Linked DNA regions of Homo sapiens: region 2 is linked to region 1. Evidence: chromatin loops called from intact Hi-C (ENCODE). Cell type or tissue: adrenal gland. All regions are shown on one strand. Region 1 overlaps MVB12B (multivesicular body subunit 12B). Region 2 overlaps MVB12B (multivesicular body subunit 12B).

Region 1 (8,000 bases):
CAAACCCAAGAGCACGTCATTCTTAACTCCGCCATCCAGCTGCTTGATTTCTGAACAGATACCAGTAGCTGCTCTGAAGACATGTCAGACACGGCTAAGCTTAACAACACCTTTCCTCTCTCTCCCTTGCAATCTCTCCTACGGAGGCCTAGACTTCCAAACCCACAGCCAAGGTTAGGCCTTCAGCACGCAGAGCTTTGCAAAGAAGCAAGGAATGTTGCAAACACAGAAATAAGTGTTCTGGGCTCAGGTGAAGGAATGGTGTTGGAGTCCAGGCTCCATGACTGACTAGCTGGTGACTTTGAGTAAGCAATTTAACCTCCTGGACCCTTCATTTTCTCAGCTATAAAAGGAGGTCATGATACTGACCCTTGCAGAGCTGCTGTGAGGACCAAGAGAGTCAAAGACAGTGGATGTAAATGAAAGGCCTGGAGAGGTCCCTGGTATACAGTAGGCGCTCAAAAAAAGCACATAAAACTGGTGGGGTTTGGGACACACAAGTCCAGGTAACTGGTCAGAAATGTGATAGGCGTCACTCCATAGGGGACTGGCAGATCCCTTTGTTGTGTTTTACCCTCGGGTCATGTGGGCACTTACTCAAAGCCAAATACTAACAATGATCATAATTCTTGCTGGGCACTTTGAGAGAAAGGGAGGGAAAATGGAATTATTATTCTGCTGCTGACTGCCTCTTGATGTGACCAGAGGAGAAAGGTAGAATATAGAGAGCACTGGGTCTGGGCAGCTGGAGTGGCAGTGCACCAGAAAGCAAATAAAAGAGGCAACACCATATGTAAATGAACCTAAGTACTTTTAAAAGGACAAGCAGTGAAAAAGAGCAAGTCAAATTCCACCTCCTTCTGCAACAATTAAACTCCACTGGCTGCAGGTCTGCCAGATCTCTCAAGGCTGGTTACTGCTTCTAATACAAACCAAACACCCTACCTCACTAAGCAGGCAGGAGGAATATTCTTGCTTCTAGCCTAGAATCAGAAAAGGCAGAGGCCATTAAAAATGACTGCAGCCTTCTAAATAGGAACAATCAAAATGCTGTATGCAAGTCTCCCATGAAGTCAGTGGAACCCACAAAAAGCTCCGGAAACAGACTTGTCAATGCAATGGAGCTGAGTCCTCGATCAAGGCTAGGAAGTGCCTGGCACAGCTGCAGTCTCCTCTTCTGTTTACAACAAAGCTTAACAAAGTTATGCTTTACCTAATTCTTCTGAAAATAAGCTTCTAAACGGCCAGGGCAGGGGGTACCACACTGCATCACTGCATCATTTTCTGTTTTCAAGTTTCATTTACCAGGCAGGTTTATCTGCATAAAACACAGGGCTTAGTGCTTCCTGCACACAGTAGGCACTAAGTAAATATTTGAGTGAATATTTACTTAGTGCATGTCCCCAGTAAAGGTTTAGAATTAAATATCTGCACCTGCAGATCCAGAGCAGGCATTGATCAAAAGGGCTCAGCACTTGAAAAATCCCGTAGTATTGGTAACATGAAAATAACATTGCTGCAGTTTGCAAAATATTGGTACCTGCTGTTGGTTACCAAGAATGCTTTGCAATTAACAACTCATTAACAGAATGTACGAATTCTGCCAGTGCTAAAATATCACGCTGTGAATTTAATAAAGAACATGTGAGGTAAGTTTTTTTTTTTTTTTAAGATAGTATGGCCTCTACTATCAGAGAGAGAGAAAAGAAAGTGACAAAGAAAAAGGAGGAGAGAGAGAAGTGGGGGTAAGCATGAATAAGCAGTATCTTATTTGCTGGTGGATTCATTGCCACATCCCCTGGTCACAGTATCCTCCCCGGTACGATGATGACAATGGCCCTCTGCCTGGAGTCCGCTCTCAACAGCAGGAGGGTCACCATGCCCTGGAAGAAGCCATGCTGCTCCCACAATGCCCTGTGGCGGCCCAGGAGAAGGTTCAAAGATGGCTGCGGGCGGCCCCCGGCTGAGGCAGACAAAGGAGCCGGGCCTGGCCTGCCAGAGGGCCCTGCAGAGCTGCGCGCAGAGCATCTCCAACGCCAGCCGTTCTCCCTCCTTCCCCCCAGCTGCTGTGCCCCGGACGGAGGCGGCCTTTGTGAAATATGGACAAATGGCTCCGGGCCGCGCGGGCTGCAGTCGACCCATCCAGGAAGCGCCATCACCAGCCAAGGCAGCTTTTAATGAGAAACGCCCAAGATATCCATGGCAGGGGCCATCACTCAAAGCCGCTTGCCCTGAATTACATATTTTCTGACTGCAAATTACTTTTAACTGCGTCTCTACCGGCACTTCAATTGACCTTCCTAACAAAAGGCCATTTATTAACTAGCGCTCCACATTTCCCAGGCCGCGCGGAGCCTCAAGCCAGGAAGGATGGCCCCGCGGCTAAGGACTCGAGGAGGCCATTCATGCGGGCCCTCTCACATCAAATCCGGAGGCCTACTGGCAACAACCCCAGGTTGTATCAACAGCTCCTCATCCAGCATCCATCTGTATCTCAAAGCCCAAACTGCCCGCAAAACACACTAACAGGTCTGTTGCATTTGGACAGCGCTTTGCAGCTCTCCAGAAGCTTTCTCAGGCTCCTTCCCAGTTGAGGCTCACATCAAACCTGGGAGGTGGCCGGGTCACCTTCCAGGAATGGGACGGCTGGTCTTCCTCCCTAGGTCTGGTCTGTTTTCTATTGTACTAGGCAGAGAGGCACCAATATCCCATCCAATTGAGAAAGCAGTTTCAACACTAATTATATTTTAAAATGCCAAAGCTTTTCTTTCTCTAGCCACAGCTCAATAAGTCAAGCAAGGGGGAAAAAGTACAGAAGGATAAAAGTAACACGGGATTAATTTTCCTCACACCTCAGTTTCAAGATTCAACATTCCCCTCATAAATAATTTACAACAATAAAAATGAGCTAAGGCCATGTTTGTGTAGGATGGAGGTAAATTTAGGCCTAATGAGGGAGATCCAAGCACCGCACAGGAGGGAATAGGTTGATCTATGGCACGGTGCGAGCAGGATCGACAGCTCAGAGGGGCTCCATTACCAACTGGAAGTTGCAGGGCCAATCAGGAGGAGGGGGAAGCAAAATGGGGAAACTTGTGCCATCCCAGCTGTGGCTGCGAGGAAGTTCTCTATAGGGAACCCCCAAAGCTGACCCAGTGTTTTGGATGACAAGACAAATGTTGAAATTTTTCAGAACTATAGGATTGGGCCAATCTAAGTCTATTCTCAATACATGCTGGGTAAGGAATAAAGGTGGTAGGATGCCAGGGACTCAGACTGGACCTTGAGCAGGTCCTCTTACTTTCACCTCGCAGGTCATCAGGTCCAGATGGTTCCATTCTGACCTCTCCCCTAAGCGGGCATACAGCCTCTGTGAGATAATTTCCAAGGCTGGGGGCTGCAGAGCCTCAGTTCAGGCAGTGTTGTCTGCCCCGAGAGGCTCCCTCGGCAAGGCAGGATAGTAGTGTGTGTGTGTGTGTGTGTGTGTGTGCGTGCACACACAAACATGTATGTGCGCCCACAAGTGTACGGAATGGGAAAGCTGGGGAGGGTTAAGGTGAAGTGTTTTCCAAGCTAGAAGGATTTTTTCCACCATGCCATGCTCAAAGAGCACCATGCAAACCACACAACAAAGCCAGGAGCAAGCCTGCTTCCAGCTTCTGCCTGCAGTGCTGCAGATAGCGCTTGGGGAGGCCCCAGCTCCCGGTACTGCAGCACCTAGCCAAGGTTGTCATCCCGGGTTCACGGAGAAATGAACTTTAACTATAAAGACCCTTCATACAGACGGCACACTGCTCCCTTGTAGCTGATCAAAGAATTACTACAACAGTGTGTTTAATCCCTGAAAGTCAGCAGTGCTGGGCTTAACTGATGCTGAACATTGTTTCGGAATCAAAGGTGTGCCTCCCGGCCCCAGTCTGGGAGAAAACAGAGCTACTGTATCACAGTTGAAAACTCAGGGGAACTTTGATATCATCTCTGTTTAATTTCCATGGCCCTCCTGAGCCTGGGGTTTATCTCGTTTTATCAACTCCTGTACTGAAATCAAAACCCAACTAACAAAGCTCAGACCTCTCTCCACCAAGGCTCTTCCAGCAGCGGGGTGTGGGCCGAGGAGTTTAAAGTGCTTTCAGGGAGCAACAACTGCAGGGGGCAGGGGGCGCTGCCTTCAAAGCAGGTGCCCTGGGCAGTGGGCCCACGTTCCAGCCTCCCACCATCTCGGCCTCCTGCCATGGTGAGGCCAGCTCAGAAGCGGCGCCAGCCAGCGCTGCTGCTCAGGGCTGAAGGCATGACTGGCATACAACTTTTGAGGAGAGTAATTTCAAAGTATTAACGGGGGGCAGGCTAAATTGGGCTACTGTAATTGAAATGACAAAACCAGTGGCTTAATTACATCCCTACAGAAGGGCAAACTTGTGATCAGCTTGCTTGAAATCCAAAGTCAAGGGCACCAAAGACAAAAAACTGCCTGCTCACATATACCAGCTTACAGGGCTGAGGAAGGAAGAAGAATAAACATTTCATTCGCCGTAGGAAACGCCACAAGAGCAGGTAGCTGCTGGAAATGGGTTGTCCCCCAGTAAAAGCTGCTGCTCCGGCCTTCATAGAAAGGGTCTTTGCCTGTTTCCCATTGGCAGCGATGGTCTGTAGGAATACATGCCCACCTCTGGTGCCCCGGGATTACTGACACCTTTCTGCTGGCAAATCGCAAGCAAGGGACAGAAGGACAGGCAAGGGACTGCCTGTCCCCAAGGAGGGAACCTGTGGCCAGGCCTCACCAATGCACACCACACACACAAACCCAGCCACCTCCTTACAGAAAGTTGCAGAGACCTACCTCCTCAGAAGGCTGAGAGCTGAGGCCAGTGTCCATGCTGTGCCCAGTTAAATGGGCAGCTGGCTTTGGGGCCACCCGTGGGGGACAGTGCACAGACTGAGAGGCTGTCACTGTGGAGCCTCAGGATAGCATCCTGACACCTTCTGAACTTTGGACAGATTACCTGGTGACCAGCCAGAGTCAAATCACTCTGACAAATGCTGCTGGACATAGTCAGGTGGCAACAAGTCACTAGCTGCTAGGAGGGCTGCTAAGTTGTTGGGCAACTAAGGCAAATATTTTTCTAAGCTCTCCTAGATCGCAAAGAATTTTCCAGCTCGGGAACTAACAATTGTGAGCACTTCCTTTCCCCCCCAACAGAAGAATCCAGTGTATGCACGTGTGTATTCAATCTGCCTTATGCTTAAATTTCTATTAACCATTTGATTACCAAACAGATTTTGCATAAACCCCATGAGGCAGGACTAGGGTTCAGATTGCTGCAGCCCTTATGGTGCAATGGTAGGTTCCAGGATTCACTTTCCAAAAATAAATTCAGGATCAAGTTCTACAGCACAGCCCTGGCCAAAGCCCTGCCCCATACAGGCCTGACTCTGCACAAACCAGGGAACATTACTCGAGGGTAGGGCATTCTCCAGTACACTGTGGGTACCACCTGCTTGCCCATGATTACTGCAAATGAGGGTAGTCCATGTCCACTCCCATCAGGTTTTGCTGGGTGGTGCCATATTGTCCCCTGTAGAGAAGGAGAAAAAAAGGACCCCAACAGAAGGCAGATGCCTACAAATGAAACCATCCTGGAGGCCCCAAAAGCAATGGTTCCTGAGTGTTTGGTGACAGGAGTCACAGCTTGCCCTGATGGGCACGGTGCTCATACAGTAAAGATACTAATATAATTTCAGTGCCAGGCAAATGGGGGCCCCTGCCAGAATCATCAGAACACCTGTCTTCAGGCCAGCCAGGCCACCACACCCCTCTCTGACTTTCACATGGGTCTTGAGAATTTTTTTTCATATATTTGGTCATCTAATCATTCTACCCATATGCTAATGACTTCCAAAATACCTCAAACCCAGGCTTTTCTCCTGAGACTCAGAGGTATCTGTCTCGCGTCTTTGCCCACATGGCTCAGGAATACCTCAAATTCAGCTGACCTTGCCATCTTCCCCCTGAAGCATCCTCCTACATTCCCGGTCTCTAAGAGGGCCTGGCGCGTGAACAGTGAGTCCACAGATGACTACGGAGCCACTTGGGCTAAGCACTGAGGCTACAGTAATGAGACGGAAAGTCCACATTCTGGAGTGGGAGTTATCCAACTTTAGCATGTGCAAAAATCACCAGAAGAGGTCGTTAAAACGGACATTCCTGAACCCCACCCCCTGAGATACTGATGCAGTAGGCCTGAGCTGGTCTAAGAACATGCATTTGTAACAGCTCCCAGCTGACACTAAAACAGCTGGTCTACAGTCCAAAATTTAAGTACAAGAGAGCAGGTATTCATCAGGTATTTGATGAACGAATGGATGGATGGATGGATGGATGGATGGATGGATGGATGGATGGAATGAACCTAAAGGTAATCTTCCATGGAGAAAAGCCTCAGAATCAGCCCTCCAGTCTCCCCCTCCTTCCTCTTGACAGTTCACCCAAGGGCACCAGGTTCCTCCCCTGCAGATACCCACCCCACCATTTAAAACCAGGGTCACACACGGGCATGGTGGCTCACGCCTGTAATCCCAGCACTCTGAGGCCAAGGTGGGCAGATCACTTGAGGTCAGGAGTTTGAGACCAGCCTGGCCAACATGGCAAAACCGCATCTCTACTAAAAATACAAAAATTAGCTGGGTGTGGTGGTGGTGCCTGTAATCCCAGCTACTCGAGAGGGTGAGGCACAAGAATCGCTTAAACCCAGGAGGTGGAGGTTGCAGTGAGCTGAGATGGTGCCACTGCACTCCAGGCTGGGTGACAGAGCCAGACCTCATCTCAAAAAAATAAATAAGTAAATAAATAAAACCAGGGTCATGGCCAGGCGCAGTGGCTCACGCCTGTAATCCCAGCACCTTGGGAGTCCGAGGCGGACAGATCACAAGGTCAGGAGTTCGAGACCAGCCTGGCCCATATGGTGAAATCCTGTCTTTACTAAAAATACAAAAATTAGCCAGGCATGGTGGCACGCACCTGTAGTCCCACCTACTCGGGAGGCTGAGGCAGAAGAATCACTTGAACCTGGGTGGCGGAGGTTGCAGTGAGCCAAGATTGCACCACTGCACTCTAGCCTGGGTGACAGAGTGAGAGTCTGTCTCAAAAAAAAACAAAACAAAACACCAGGGTCACATCTTCCATTCCCCTCAAACTTTCTCCAATTTCCCAGTCAGACAGGTGCCACCACTCAGAATCCTGACATCATGCAAGCACGTAGTCTTAGCACACGTATGTGCACACATGCACTCGTGCACACATACACATACACACACAGCCTTTCCTCTCAGAAGGCTAGAACATGCTTTCCCTAGCAGACCGTAAGTTACTCAAAGGTGTGTTATGTCCACCACAATGCCCAGCTTATGGTGGGTGCTCAATAAATGGATTATGAATGAATGGGGGAAGGATAAACAAACAAAATTCCTATCCTCTCAAAATTGCCAAGTTTCACTGGATTAAGGAGGGCACATAAAGGGGAGAGGGCACATAAAGGGGTGGGGCCACATAAAGGGGCAGGGGCACATAAAGGGGCGGGGGAACAGCAGAGCTGTCAGACCCCTTCCAGTGAAAGCCCGGGGTCTGGGGTCACTGATTCCTCCATACAGGACACACACCATGACCCCAGGGGTGAGCCACTTACAGAGGACGGGGGAAGGGACTGCAGCACTTCCAGGGAGTTCCAGATTTAGATCTAACTCAGTGCAGCCAGGCTGGATGTGGGCCTGTCAGGGGCCAGTGGGTGCCCAGGCTGGCTGCAGGAAGAATGCCCCGGAGAGCTTGTAGAAGCACAGCTTTCCCATTCCCTATCCTCAGGTTCTCATTTAATTGGTTCAGGCTGGGACTGAGACTGGAGAGTGCACAGCCAAGGAGAAGCTCCACAGTGCTGGGTGATAGAGCAATGAATAAGACATGGAACTCACAGGCTGTGGGAAATATCCCAAGAGAAAGGGACTGCAAAGGA
Region 2 (8,000 bases), 49 kb before region 1:
CAGAAAAAGATGCTAAACATCATTTGCCATCAGAGAAGGGCAAACAGAAAGCACAAGGAGATTCCATTTCACACCCACTAAGATGACTAGAATCAAAAAGACAGACAATAACAAATTGCTGGTGAAGATGTGGAGGAATTGGAATCTAAGGACACTGCTGGTGGGAATAAAAAACAGTGCAGCTCCTTTGAAACATCATTTGATAGTTCCTCAAAAATACCAAGTTACCATATGACCCAGCAATTCCATGACTAGGTAGATACCCAACAGAAACGAAAACATAAGCCCAACAAAAACTTGTACATGAATGTTCATAGCAGCCTCATTCCTAACAGCCAAAAAGTACAAACAACTCAGATATCCATCAGTTGAATGGATAACCAAAATGTGGTATATCCATATAATGTTATATTATTTGGTGATAAGAAGGAATGAAGTAATGATCTATCCTACAACGTGGGCCAACCTTGAAAACAGTATGCTAAGTGAGAGAAGCTGGTCACAAAAGACCACACGCTGTATGATTCCATTTATATGAGATGTCCAGAATAGGCAAATCTACATAGAAAGTAGATCAGTGGTTGCCTAGGGCTGGCGGGGAGTGGGGAGGTGAGGGTTGGAGAGCAATAAGAGAGTGATTGCTAAGGGGTACAGGGGTGATATCCTGAAAATGGGTTTTGGGGGTGATATAATGTGCCATAATGGTTGCCAACTCTGCATTTACTAAAAGCCACTGAACTGTGCATGTTAAATAGGTGAATTGCACGGTATGTGAGTTATAGCTTAATTTTTTAAAACTCTGTACATTAATATAAAACATATCTGTAAAAGGTGCTTATACACATGCTCTTCCAGTGTGCCGCCGTGGTTAAAAGTGTGGCTGGAGTAAGACGTATGTGAGCATTCTAGTTATTCCTCCACTTCCAGATGCATGACCTTGGCTAAGTTCTTTAATCCCTAAGGAGTGAGTGTGCTTCATTTTTCTCATATCTGAAATGGGTATAATAATGTCCATCTCTAAAGAGGGGTCTTCTGAAGATTAAATGAAATCAGGGAGGTAAAGCATTTATCACAGGGGTGAACATACAGTAAATGCATACTAAATATCAGCTGTTATGATTATCAGGTAATACATAAAATAATAAATGACAAAAAGCAATCCAATGTTGAAATGTGAAGAGACCATCAGGAAAATAAAAATATGCTATACAACGGGGTCTGCTGGTTTCATGAAAATAACAGCAGGGGATCTGCGTAAAGATAGAAACTCTAGTTCATATCATATGAAGTGCTAGCAAGAAAACAGCAAAAAACAGTGGGACCAAAGTGGGGCTAATTATGAAAGAATAAAGTATGAGACAGAAAATGAGACAGAGAATTTAATAAATAAACCCTGAGTCGTAATGAAAGGATTCTCTGTATTTGTTTTGTATTCATTGCTTCACTGTTGTAAATACCATAAAGTTGGCTGACCAGTGATTAAAAATGAAACAAGGTAAGTTAAATTACACCAAAACAAGGAAGCCGAATCACCAGAGGTTTTCCAGCACCATTTAATAACCCATGTGTGGGTCAAGAAGCTCCAAGGGCTCCAACACCCTGAAGACGCTGCCGATTCCTCAGTGATTCACTTCTGCTTGGACCTGCTCAGTGGTCAGAATATTCAGTCCAATTCGAACCTATGAACTTTAATTTGCAGTCTTTTTGATTCTCACTTTTCTTGTTTGCTCAACGGGCCCCAAATGGGCACATTATTGGCCTTGTGTTCTCTGGGCGTCTTTTGATTGTTTTCTTTCCGCTTCCTTCTGGGTCTTATGCCAAGCTTGGCTTCAGCAACACCAGAGGAAGGACTAAAGACAAACTGTATAGTTTCACCATTCCATTCCCCAGTGAGCCGATTCAGCAGGGAGCACCATTCTAAAAGAAAGGCACGTTCTGCTCATTTACATGCTGCTACCCAGAATACTCTGCAAACTCCTTGGAGAACCCAGCCAGACACACATCAAAAGCAGCAGGGTTTGTTCATGGGCATGTAGTAAGGCCTCCAAAAGTGTTTCTGAAGAAAAATGCACATAGAAAAACACCTACAAATATACCTGGAGGAAGAAAACGCTCATTGTGATGAGTGCTACTAAAGGATGACTCACGTGTGTCCACCGTCTCCTGAATTGGGATGAAGCCCACAGGCAGTGTGTCCTTGATGTCAATGAGCTTCATATCTACTAACACGTTCCCCAGATGACTCTTGGGAAGAAAGAAAAGAGATACAGACTATTAATCTGAACATGCATGTGGTGGGTTTGCCATTTTGGCTTCCAGATGCATATTTAACACAATGACTCGTGCAGCTTTATGACAGCAGGTTAATTAGAGTAGGTGACACTTAATGGTCCCCAGTGGTTATGCAGGGACTCGTGTGGCCCCTGGGAAGGAGTTTCATCTGCGGAACCTCAAAGCCACTCAACTCAGACACGGCCTTGGTGAGGCAGGAGCAACCCAGGAGATGCTTTAGACATAACCCAGCAGAGGGCAGCTGTGCACACAGGTCCCAGGACCAGGCTGCCATTCAGCCCTGAGCATCAGATCTCAAGGCCAGGAGGTTTTAGGAAGAGCAAATTCCTGAGGCACTCGTAGGAAAGAGCTGCATCTAAACCTAACAGGGAACCAATCACTCTCCTAAGTGATCACCAGTCTGCATACTGACACACATTTCAGTTGCTAGATACATTCTGCAAAATCCCAAGAATCATACACTAATACAGAGTGAAAGCCCTGCTGCCTCAATATTACACATCTTCTAAAATGACACGCACAAGGGCCTCCTAAAGTTTCTGTTTAGTGGTAGTATATGGGGTCCACAGTGCGCAGTTTCGGTAACTGGTGTACAAATATCTTTCTAAGACAGTACACCATTCTGTAATTGCGAGAGAGAATTCTTTGCAAACACGCCAGCACTTGCAGCCCACATTTCAAGCTGGAAATGAGCTCTAAAGATATCTACCCTACAACTTAAATATGTGGGGCCACTTTGGAGATTTCATTAAAATCTTCAGAGTAATTTGCAGCTTGGTTCCCCCTCTCTCGTCAGAGCCAGTTAAGGAAAGAATGATGGGCTCAAATCCCAAATCTCTCCTGTTAGGATACTAGCAGTGCACTCCACGTGCCCATTTTGCAGAAGTGCCTCATCCCCGAAGCCCAGTGTGAACATGCTCTCTGTTTACTTGTTCAGCATCCTTGGACAAGCATCTAGTTGGTCAGCCATCACTCTGCCCTGGACAGCAACTTCTCAGGCTGTTGTTCCATCTTGCTTAGAGAAGAAGGGCTGCTACCTCCATCTCTGCACATGGGAGCCAAGATCCCACCTCCACCTGCACTGTGTCACGTCTCTGAAAGCCAAGCAGGGAGTTCTTATCATCTAAACTGTGTTATGTTCCCTCTTGGCACTCTCTTTTTCCCTTCCTATCAATTTATGGGGTTATTTGTTTAATATCTGTCTTGCTTCTAGAGTTTAAGAACCATGAAGACCAAAACTATCTCTGTTCCTACTATAAATACAAGCCTAGCATGGTTTTTGCCACACAGCAGGTGCTCAGTAACTACTTGCTGAATAAATTAATTTCGGGTGCACATTTTTCAACCGGGCCACTCAGAGTCACAAATCGAACTGGAGGCCGGGCGCTGTTGCTCATGCCTGTAATCCCAACACTTTGGGAGGCCAAAGTGCGTGGGTAGCTTGAGTTCAGGAGTTTGAGACCAGCCTGGGAAACATGGCGAAACCCCATCTCTACAAATTAAAAAAATTGGCTGGGTGTGGTGGCACTCATGCATGTAGTCCCAGCTACTCAGGAAGCTGAAGTAGGAGGATTGTTGGAGCCTGGGAGGTTGAGGCTGCAGTAAGCCAAGATCATGCCTCTGTACTTCAGCCTGGGCAATAGAGTGAGACTCTGTCTCAAAAAAAAAAAAAAAAAAAATCTGCCAGGCATGGTGGCTCATGCCTGTAATCCAAGCACTTTGGGAGGCCGAGGCAGGTGGATCACTTGAGGTCAGGAGATTGATACCAGCCTGGGCAACATGGTGAAACCCTGTCTCTACTTAAAAAAAATACAAAAATTAGCTGGGTGTGGTGGTGGACGCTTGTAGTCCCAGCTACTTGGGAGGCTGAGGCAGGAGAATCGCTTGAACCCAGGAGGTGGAGGCTGCAGTGAGCTGAGATTGTGCCACTGCACTCCAGCCTGGGCGACAGAGGAAGACTTCGTTTCATATATATATATACACACACACATATATCAAGTTGAGTTTGCTGAGATGTCAAATCTAAACTATATGATTAAAAATATCAAAAGTATTGATATACACTAATAAATATTATGAACCAAAAGTACACAAATGAAACCAATTATTAGAATTTAACTAGGAAGGTCATAGCAGCAAGTGTAATCTATGACCAGTGTTTTTACGGCACTGCCATCAGGAAACCGTTTCTTCCTCTCAGAACTATCATATTTACCAACAATTTGATATTCTGACATTCCAGGTAGCTGGGCCTCGGGAAGACAATGTACAGTGCAGCCTAGTTAGTGGTAAGTGGGACCCTCAGAACACGGAATAAATCTCTGACCGTGTAGGAAGGGTTTGAACTGTTAACCTAACTTGCAAACATCAGCTGCTTTCAGAGTCGCCTGGTCTAATCTATCATAATTTTTTTTCATGGCAGTTGCTTTTCCATGTCATCACTGCTTTCTGCATTGAGAAATTAACAACTAGGCATGTTTTCCTGCCCCGCAGATGGATGGGCATTCATCAATATCCTTCTCAAATGTCTTCTGCTTGACAAGTTGGGTTTTACAGAAGTCAACTGCAAACCACTTAGTGACCTCACCCTCCACACACTCTACCAATGTCCCTGATCATAAAACCTGAACATCAGTGGTGTGGCCATTAAAAACAAAGCATCAAAAAACCCTTGCATGCATACAAAATGGGAGGCTGCACTGTCAGAGCTCCCCACAGCCCAACTGTGGTCCCTCCTCACACAGGGCTGCCACTGTACTGGGTTTAATACAGTGGGTCTGCGACACCATTAATTTTGCCTGTTCCTCTCCCCTCCCCCATCTGTTCTCTCTTTCATTTCCTCCTCATAAATATGAAGAACGTATTCCCAATCCTTGTTGAGCAAATGATTCATGCCAAAAGCCCAATATGCACTGACTCAGGGTATTTATATTGTCTCTGGTAGCCAGTATTTGCTAGTATACTGTAATTATTTTTGACAACCTTGCATTTAAGGTAGCCACAGATAACCAACTTAATATTCAAATGTTCATAAATCCTTCTGTTTAATATCCTCCCTACCTAATCTATGTACATTATTATTACAGGTAATGCAGAAAGTACAGGGCATGAAAAGTGCAATTAATCTCGATCCTTCCCCAGGAAGCAATGTCACTCCAAAGCCAGATTTCTGTATTAATAGCATTATTGGGGGAAAGGAATTTGGGTTCCAAAGGAGTCTCCCAAAACTCCTACATTGGGAGTCTCAAGTCAGCTAATTAAGAATCTGTCCAGTCTTGAGACCCCACATCCCTCCTTTACAGTTGTAAAAAATGATGGTCTGCAAAGTCTTGGTTTGGACTACAGGGCCAGCATAGACTGGCTGTAACAGATTAAAATATTCTGATTCCTCCTCCACTCCTGGGCTGGCAAGTGGGCCCCTGCCAACTGCTGGTACTCGATCGTTTGGATCGCACTATTGGATCCATTCATTCTTTTTCCAAAAACAATATGCACCACGCACCTATCTCCTACTCTGCTTCAAAAGTGAGGCAGAGGCTTTTCACACTGCCCTTGTCCTCTTCTTACATCCCTCCATCATGCCCAATAAATATCTTTTTAATGTTCAACATATGTTGATGAAATCAATGTGTTTTCTTTAATACACTTACCCATGACACCCAATGCTAACAAGCCCCAGTGACTTCTCTTTGTCACATTCAGGCCTGTCACTGTCCCCACTCCAAGGGATGCAGGGACTCTGCTAGCCTAGGTACCAACACCCCATAGTCTCTGGGGGGAAATGCAATGAAAACAAAATTAAAAAATGATCACAGAGATCATGGCTGTCCTCAGGCCATTTTTAACTGAAGCCTCTTCGGCCTCTACTCATTTTTAACTGAAGCCTCTACTCAGCCTTCAGCCCACTCCTGGGTACCTCAGGCTGCTCAGTGAGCTGGGGGACCTGCAGGGACTCATTATAAGATCTCAGTGCCCTTGTCCACTCTTTAGCCCTGCCACCTTCCTGGTATTTAAAATACACTCAAAAGCCTGAATTGAAAAGATTTCCAGACTTTTGTGTCAAGATTTCCCCTGACTCCATTATAAACTCTGTACTTCACAAGGAGCATATATTGCTCTTGTAATTAGGGGAAAAAATAAAGCAATGACTTTTCTCCCAGTCCTGTATATGTTCAGAATAATTATCGTATCAAAGAATTAACCACAAACAACAGGAATGGGTGGCAGAAAAGAGTGCAAGCCAGAGAGCCACATGATGGTCGATATTCAGAAAACACCAAGGGGACACGCCAGGACCCTGTGATGGGACCCTGGGCCTGCGGGGCCAGGTGGCAGAGAGGATGACTAATGCTCTCCCCCTTTCATGCTGTTGAATGAGGATATTTGTTGTCTGGGTTCAGTTTTTTTTTTTTAACTGCAAATAAATATTACTTTTATAATATAATTTATATAAATAAATAAAAATATTTCCCAAAATAAAAATTTACATGACAAAGAGACAATAACATATGGCCAAAAATAAAATGTTAGCCCTGAAAATGAAAATCCCAACTGCTCCCTGTTTGGGGCTGGGGAAGAGAAGTAACCTTGAACAAGCATATTCCCTCTTGGATCTCGGTTTCTTCAATGGAAAGGAACTTCCACTGGTAGAGATTACCTGGGGACAGAATGAGGTGCCCAGGGCAGGCCTTGTACAGAGCAGATACTCACCAAAGCTATTTCCTTTCTTTCTAAGCCATCTATTAAAATATCTTATTAGATGTTTTTAAAAAAAAAACCTTAGTAGGTATCTTTAAAGTTTCCTAATTTACAGGTGCAAGTATTTGTTTTTTTTTTTAAAAGCATAGAGAAATCTACATGAGTCAATACTTACCTACAAAAATAACGAAATGTGATATGTCACACAGAGACTCAAAGAGCGAGGAAACGTCACTGTGGAAGCAAGGGCATGGGGTGGGGTCACAGGGGCCCTCCCTGAGCCATGCTGCCTTTGCTGGCCAGCATTAAATCCCGCTCCACTGGAGAACTCTCACTGCCGCACTACCCTGTGATCTGTTGCTTGGAGGAAAGGTAGGCAAATGAGAGCTGGGAGAGAAATTTCCTGGTTTCCTTTTGAGAACACAATTTAATGGAATTCACGGTACACTTGGGTACGTGGTTAATAACACTGTTAATAAATGAAACACAGTGCTGGCTGCTGATTCTACCCAGTTCACTAAAACCACAGATAAATTAATATGGCAATGAAAATAAACCACAACAACAACAAAATGAGGAAATTCCAAACAGGAATGTAAATTACTTGTGCTCACTCAGCAAATGGAAACTACGACTAGACTTACATTTTCTTTGGAAAATGATCTTGTGAAACACAGGTATCTGGTAACCTTGGATTTAAATAAGCCGTCTTTCCAGAGGTCAGCATCCACACCATCTGCTGTCTGTGCAACCTACACCGGAGAGACAGAGAAAAGGATTGCAGGTAAGGCAGGAAGGAACTGAAGGTGCGCGTGGGCCACTTCTTCCACGCCTGTTCCAATTAACACCAGCTTGGGATCTCCCGGCATCTCATTAGCTCATTTCACTAGGCACTGGGATGAGATTTTCCAAAAGGGAGGGTGTGAAAAACACAACTTCTAAAAATACTGTCCCTGGGGAAGCCATTGATTAAAGACACCCTGACAAAAATGATTCTAATGAGAAAAGAG

What was found. A loop is a pair of places that touch in the nucleus more often than their neighbours do. Peaks named below come from ENCODE experiments on the same cell type or tissue, not always from the same donor. Only the 100,000 strongest peaks of a DNase experiment are listed, where the experiment ranks them.
Region 2: a loop joins it to region 1, with 1.9 times the contacts of the local background. A loop is called at or near these places in 31 of 110 quality-filtered maps.

What each region holds. Positions count from the first base shown.
Region 1 is chr9:126,332,245-126,340,244 of GRCh38, reverse strand. All of the region lies in intron 1 of MVB12B (multivesicular body subunit 12B), which reads right to left. Among named protein-coding and RNA genes, the nearest start is that of MVB12B, 9.4 kb to the right of the region's middle. RefSeq lists enhancers at 3,676-4,175, 4,176-4,677 and a silencer at 4,981-5,275. In adrenal gland, no CTCF peak of the experiment used is centred here; DNase peaks (open chromatin) are centred at 2,354, 2,454, 3,664, 4,694 and 2 weaker places; H3K27ac peaks cover 1,473 bases.
Region 2 is chr9:126,380,806-126,388,805 of GRCh38, reverse strand. MVB12B (multivesicular body subunit 12B) reads right to left here. Exons shown (of 10, transcript NM_033446.3): 3 at 7,635-7,742; 4 at 2,148-2,244. Among named protein-coding and RNA genes, the nearest start is that of NRON, 26 kb to the left of the region's middle. In adrenal gland, no CTCF peak of the experiment used is centred here; no DNase peak of the experiment used is centred here; H3K27ac peaks cover 764 bases.